2 separate regions of the Homo sapiens genome follow, and region 1 is linked to region 2. A link is a contact called in ENCODE Hi-C or POLR2A ChIA-PET data. All regions are on one chromosome and are shown on one strand. The core of a region is the stretch at or near the end of the contact, and the rest is flanking DNA. Distances in the headings are between cores, read along the strand shown.

The links. A loop is a pair of places that touch in the nucleus more often than their neighbours do. ChIA-PET counts read pairs that join two places held with the same protein, here RNA polymerase II (POLR2A). Pooled maps may share reads with other maps.
Region 1: POLR2A ChIA-PET joins it to region 2 with 11 read pairs in BJ. The contact joins the promoter of IL31 here to the enhancer-like site in region 2. A Hi-C loop is called at or near these places in 1 of 50 pooled maps. POLR2A ChIA-PET finds 5 or more read pairs at or near these places in 3 of 52 experiments (BJ, activated CD4-positive, alpha-beta memory T cell and activated T-cell).

The regions. Positions count from the first base shown.
Region 1 is chr12:122,172,914-122,175,613 of GRCh38, reverse strand. IL31 (interleukin 31) reads left to right here and starts at 1,393. Exons shown (of 3, transcript NM_001014336.2): 1 at 1,393-1,457; 2 at 1,622-1,770. The coding sequence starts at 1,442. It also overlaps a transcript of LRRC43 not described here.
Region 2 is chr12:122,103,648-122,106,347 of GRCh38, reverse strand. All of the region lies in intron 1 of MLXIP (MLX interacting protein), which reads right to left. Among named protein-coding and RNA genes, the nearest start is that of MLXIP, 26 kb to the right of the region's middle. Within about 2 kb of position 1,415, at least 3 of the 41 ENCODE cell types and tissues checked have a DNase peak (open chromatin) inside an H3K27ac peak, as active enhancers do.

The DNA of each region.
Region 1 (2,700 bases), core at 144-2,643, 69 kb before region 2:
GAGGATCACTTGAGCCCAGGGGATCGGGGCTGCCGTGAGTTGTGATGATGCCACTGCACTCTGGCCTGGGTGACAGAATGAGACCCTGTCTCAAAAAAAAAAAAAAAGAAAGAAAAAGAAAGCTAATGAACTTAGAAATAGTTTCTAAGGCCAGAGTGGTGGCTCGCACCTGTAATCCCAGCACTTTGAGAGGCGGAGGCAGGTGGATCACAAGGTCAGGCGTTTGAGACCAGCCTGGCCAACATAGTGAACCCCGTCTCTACTAAAAATACAAAAATTAGCTGTGCGTGGTGGTGGGCGCCTGTAATCCCAGCCACTCAGGAGGCTGAGGCAAGAGAATTGCTTGAACCTGGGAAGTGGAGGTTGCAGTGAGCCGAGATTGCGCTACTGCACTCCAGCCCAGGCGACAGAGCAAGACTCTGTCTCAAAAAAAAAGAAAGAAAGAAAGAAAGAAAGAAAAGCAATAAAGTTTCTAGGCTGGCGCAGTGGCTCATGCCTGTAATTCCAGCACTTTGGGAAGCCGAGGCAGGCAGATCACCTGAGGTCAGGAGTTAGAGACCAGCTTGACCAACATGGCGAAACCCCATTTCTACTAAAAATACAAAAATTAGCTGGGCATGGTGGCACGTGCCTGTAGTCCCAGCTACTTGGGAGGCTGAGACTGAGGCATGAGAATTGCTTGAGCCCAGGAGACAGAGGTTGCAGTGATCACGCCACCGCACTCCAGCCTGGGTGACAGAGCAAGACTCCATCTCAAAAAAAAAAAAAAGAAAAAAGATATGAACAAGGATTTCAAGCAATAACTCTGGATCACAGTCTCTGGTTCTGGGCCCTGAGATTGCAGAGGCACGATGGAGAGTCCAGTGATGTCCAAGGCCACATGGAGTTGAGATGAAGCCTTCGACCCGCCACATTCACAGCAGTTATGGGGCCGTCCCTGCACACCGGCGTGGGCATATGCTGCAGAAATTTCCAGAGATACCGCATTCTGCACATCTCATGCCGGCTTCGCATTTCCTCCCCAGAAATTCCCTGTGGCCGCTGGCCTTGAACTCCTGGAAGTCACCCGCTCCTTGGTGGTATGGTCGTGTCTGTCAACCCTGGGCTTCAAAATTTTGTCTAGTCAAATCAACAGGCTCCTTCCAAGAAGAATGGCAAAGATGCATTCATGTGCCTTCTTGTGAAGTATGTGTGTGTCTGAGTCAGGCATCTGCCCACCTGGAGGGTAACCTCAGCATTTCCATTCAGCCCTTTCACTCAGCCGTGGCCAGTAGAACTTTTGAGTGTTTTCTGGAGAAAAGCTGAGTAAATGGTTTTGCCATGGGCGGGACGCTGACTGCTCTTTCTCCTCACCCTGGCCCTTTATATACCTCCAGGCAGCCATGGCGAACACATCTGGCTCCAGAAGCCCCCACTGAAGCTGGCCTTGCTCTCTCTCGCCATGGCCTCTCACTCAGGTATCACTGGTCCTGGTGCTTCCGGAGTCTTGGGCATCATCTTATCTCACCAGGAAGATTCTGGAAGCACTACCCCCAGGGTTGGCTCAGCAGGGCTGCAGGGATGGAGCCAGGGTGGGCAGGGGTGTGTGATGTATGCGCTCACGGCATCGTTCTCTCTCCAGGCCCCTCGACGTCTGTGCTCTTTCTGTTCTGCTGCCTGGGAGGCTGGCTGGCCTCCCACACGTTGCCCGTCCGTTTACTACGACCAAGTGATGATGTACAGAAAATAGTCGAGGAATTACAGTCCCTCTCGAAGATGCTTTTGAAAGATGTGAGTGTCCTAGAGATTTCTTTTCTAAACGATTTCTTAAAAATGCCTTCCATTGCCCTCCAAAGAGGCTCCTCTCTCCGGACCTGAAACCAGGGCTGTAGCTATGCCAGGAAGGGATGGGGGAAACTAGACAGGCAAAGATGGCTTTTTTTTTTTTTTTGAGACAGAGTCTTACTCTGTCACCCAGGCTGGAGTGCAGTGGTGCAATCTTGGCTCACTGCAACCTCTGCTTCCTGGGTTCAAGCGATTCTCCTGCCTCAGCCTCCCGAGTAGCTGGGACTACAGGCATGCGCCACCACGCCCAGCTAATTTTCATATTTTTAGTAGAGACAGAGTTTCTCCACGTTGGCCAGGCTGGTCTTGAACTCCTGACCTCAAGTGATCCGCCTGCCTTGGCCTCCCAAAGTGCTGGGATTACAGGCGTGAGCCACTGTGCCCAGCCAAGATAGCTTTGATCAAACAAACAAATGCCCAAACTTGGAAACAATTCATAAAATTGGCATTACTCTTCTCATCTGCCTTGGTATTTAGACCTTAGCCTTGGCTTTTATAAAAGGCAGAGGTTGTTACCAACCCAAGATGACTGGGCAGTTCAGGTTGATGAGGTGCTGCTGGCAATTTGGTCTGACTCTAGTTAGTACTTAGAAAGAGGAAGGGAGGGAGTGGTCCGGACTCCTTGGTTTGTTGGGGAAAACTCTCGCCTGCATCTCGGAGGCCTTTCCGGACAAGCCTAACACTCTCCTTTATAAGTGGAGCGTGCGTGGCTTTAACACAGAGTCCCAAAGGGCGGGGAGCTGCCATGGAAGGCCAGATGTGCTGCAATTCCCACCACCCTGAGCACGTGAGAGTGGGTTCTGGAAGGCTGGGAGGCCTCAGCTGGATGGATCAGTGGTTCTGAGCACAGGCTTCAGGACTGCAGCCACCTAAGCT
Region 2 (2,700 bases), core at 166-2,665:
TGGAAGTGCAATGGAGGGGCACCCAGTGGTGTTTTCCTTAATTAGGATGCCTGAGCGGAGTCTCCAAGGACGGGCAGGAGTTAACCAGGGAAAGAAGGGAGAGAAAAGGGTTTCAGGCAGAGGGAATCAGGAGGCCTTCTCCAGAAACGAGCAGCTTTGGCTTCTGGCCCATGCTCTTCCCTCCCTTCTCCATCACCACCATAAATGGGTCTGCAGCTTTGAAGACAGAGGATAAGTTGAGATAACACCACCCACAGTGCAGAGCCTAGGATCAAAGTCCCAACCTTGCTGCTACTTTTCCCAGCCAGGGGCTGGCCTGGGCAACAGGCAAATCCTTGAAAAAGAAGAGCAAGTGAAGCGATGGAAATGCCAGTTGGCCAACATCTCACACTTAAGTGTGAACCTATAGTCTGAACCTATAGTCCAAAACGATGACAGAATAGGAATCAAAGCTAATTTGTCACATCAGGTTCTAAAGTAAAGCAGACAGAGAAAGAAGGGAACAAGAGAGAGAGGAGGAAAAGAAGGGGGGGAAAGGGCTTATAAAAGGGAAGTTTTTTTTTTTTTTGAGACGGAGTCCCGCTCTTTAGCCCAGGCCGGACTGCAGTGGCACAATCTCGGCTCACTGCAAGCTCCGCCTCTAAAAGGGAAGTTTTTGAGAGATACCTCTTTTGTACCATGGGTGTTTTGACCACATAAAAGTGAAAAATCAGCCGAGCGCGGTGGCTCACTCCTGTAATCCCAGCACTTTGGGAGGCCGAGTCAGGCAGATCACCTGAGGTCGGGAGTTCTAGACCAGCCTGACCAACACAGAGAAACCCCATCTCCACTAAAAATACAAAATTAGCCGGGCACGGCTGTAATCCCAGCTACTCAGGAGGCTGAGGCAGGAGAATCTCTTGATCCTGGGAGGCAGAAGTTGTGGTGAGCTGAGATCTCAACACTGCACTCCAGCCTGGGCAACAAGAGCGAAACTCCGTCTCCAAAAAAAAAACCCGTGAAAAATCTCTTCTAAATAAAAAAAAAATCAATAAGCAAAGTTAGAAGGTAAGTGTCAAACTGAGAGAGGCATTAGGAAAAAAGCTTAGTCCTTAAGGTGTAAGGAGCTCCACAATCAGTGAAGCTTCCCCAGTGACTAACTGCAGAGATAAAAAGGATGTGGCTGTCAAGGTCTGAACCAAATGGCCCAATTTAGCACCACCAACAGTGGGCCCACCTGACAGTATGGACCTTTGATGTGATCGCCCATGAGGCACCCACCAAAAATGTTTCACCTAAATCTAACAAAGCCTTTCAGGACTCACGTGATTTAGTGGTTTAGAGGAAACACGGGGAGCAAGGAAACATGTTCACCAGGAAACGACAAATGCAGACTGTGGGACGGACTTCAAGACAACTGGGCCAGTCCCTTCAAAAGGTCAGAGCCACGGGGGGAAGGCAGAAGGATTCTTCTACAAGAAAAAAGGCTGGCCGGGTGTGGTGGCTCATGCCTGTAATCCTAGCACTTTGAGACGCCGAGGTGGGCAGATCACAAGGTCAGGAGATCAAGACCATCCTGGCTAAAGTGGTGAAACCCCATCTCCACTAAAAATACAAAAAAATTAGCTGGGCGTGGTGGCGGGCACCTATAGTCCCAGCTACTCGAGAGGCTGAGGCAGGAGAATTGCTTGAACCCGGGAGGCAGACGTTGCAGTGAGCCAAGATCGCACCATTGCACTCCAGCCTGGGCGAGACAGTGAGACTCCGTCTCAAAAAAAAAAAAAAAAAAAAAAGAAAAGGTAATTATGGTAAAGCCAAAAACAAGAAAACTGAAGATAAATCAAATACATCTACCAACACATGAATGGAGAAAACGCACTGCTATATCTATACGACAGAATATTAACTACAGGTGCAGACAGCAACATGGATAAGTCTTAAAAACATGCCGAACAAAGGAAGCGAGACACAAGGATACAAACTGTCTGATTCTATTTATACAAAACACACGGAAAGACTAATCTGATTCACAGTGATAGTGCGCAGATAGGGAAGGAGAGGATGCCTGGGAAGGGCGCGAGGGAACCTTCTGGGGTCATGGAAATGTTCTGTATATTGATTGCAGTGGTCACATGTGTGCATACATTTGCCAAAACTATAAATCAGTACACTTGTAAGGGTGAATTTTATTGTTTACATATTATACCTTAATAGAGCTGATTGAAGTTTTTAAATTATAGTAATGATACCCAAGGGTTGGGGATAATGTAAGGAGTTGGACCCTCTTAAATAACACTAGTGGGACTATTAATTGGTACCACATGCTTTCTGTAACAGCTTTATTGGAATATAGTTCACATACCACACAGTTCACTCATTTGAAGTGTACAATTTGGCCAGGCACGGTAGCTTACACTTGTAATCTCCGCACTTTGGGAGACCAAGGCGGAAGGATCACATGAGCCCAGAAGTTAGAGACCAGCCTGGACAACACAGCAAAACCCTGTCTCTACAAAAAAAAAAAAAAACAAACAAAATTAGGCCGGGCACAGTGGCTCACACCTGTAATCCCAGCACTTTGGGAGGCCAAGGCGGGAGGATCATAAAGTCAGGAGTTCAAGACGAGCCTGACCAAGATGGTGAAACCCTGTCTCTACTAAAAAAAAAAAAAAAATACAAAAATTAGCCAGGTGTGGTGGTGGGCACCTGTAATCCCAGCTA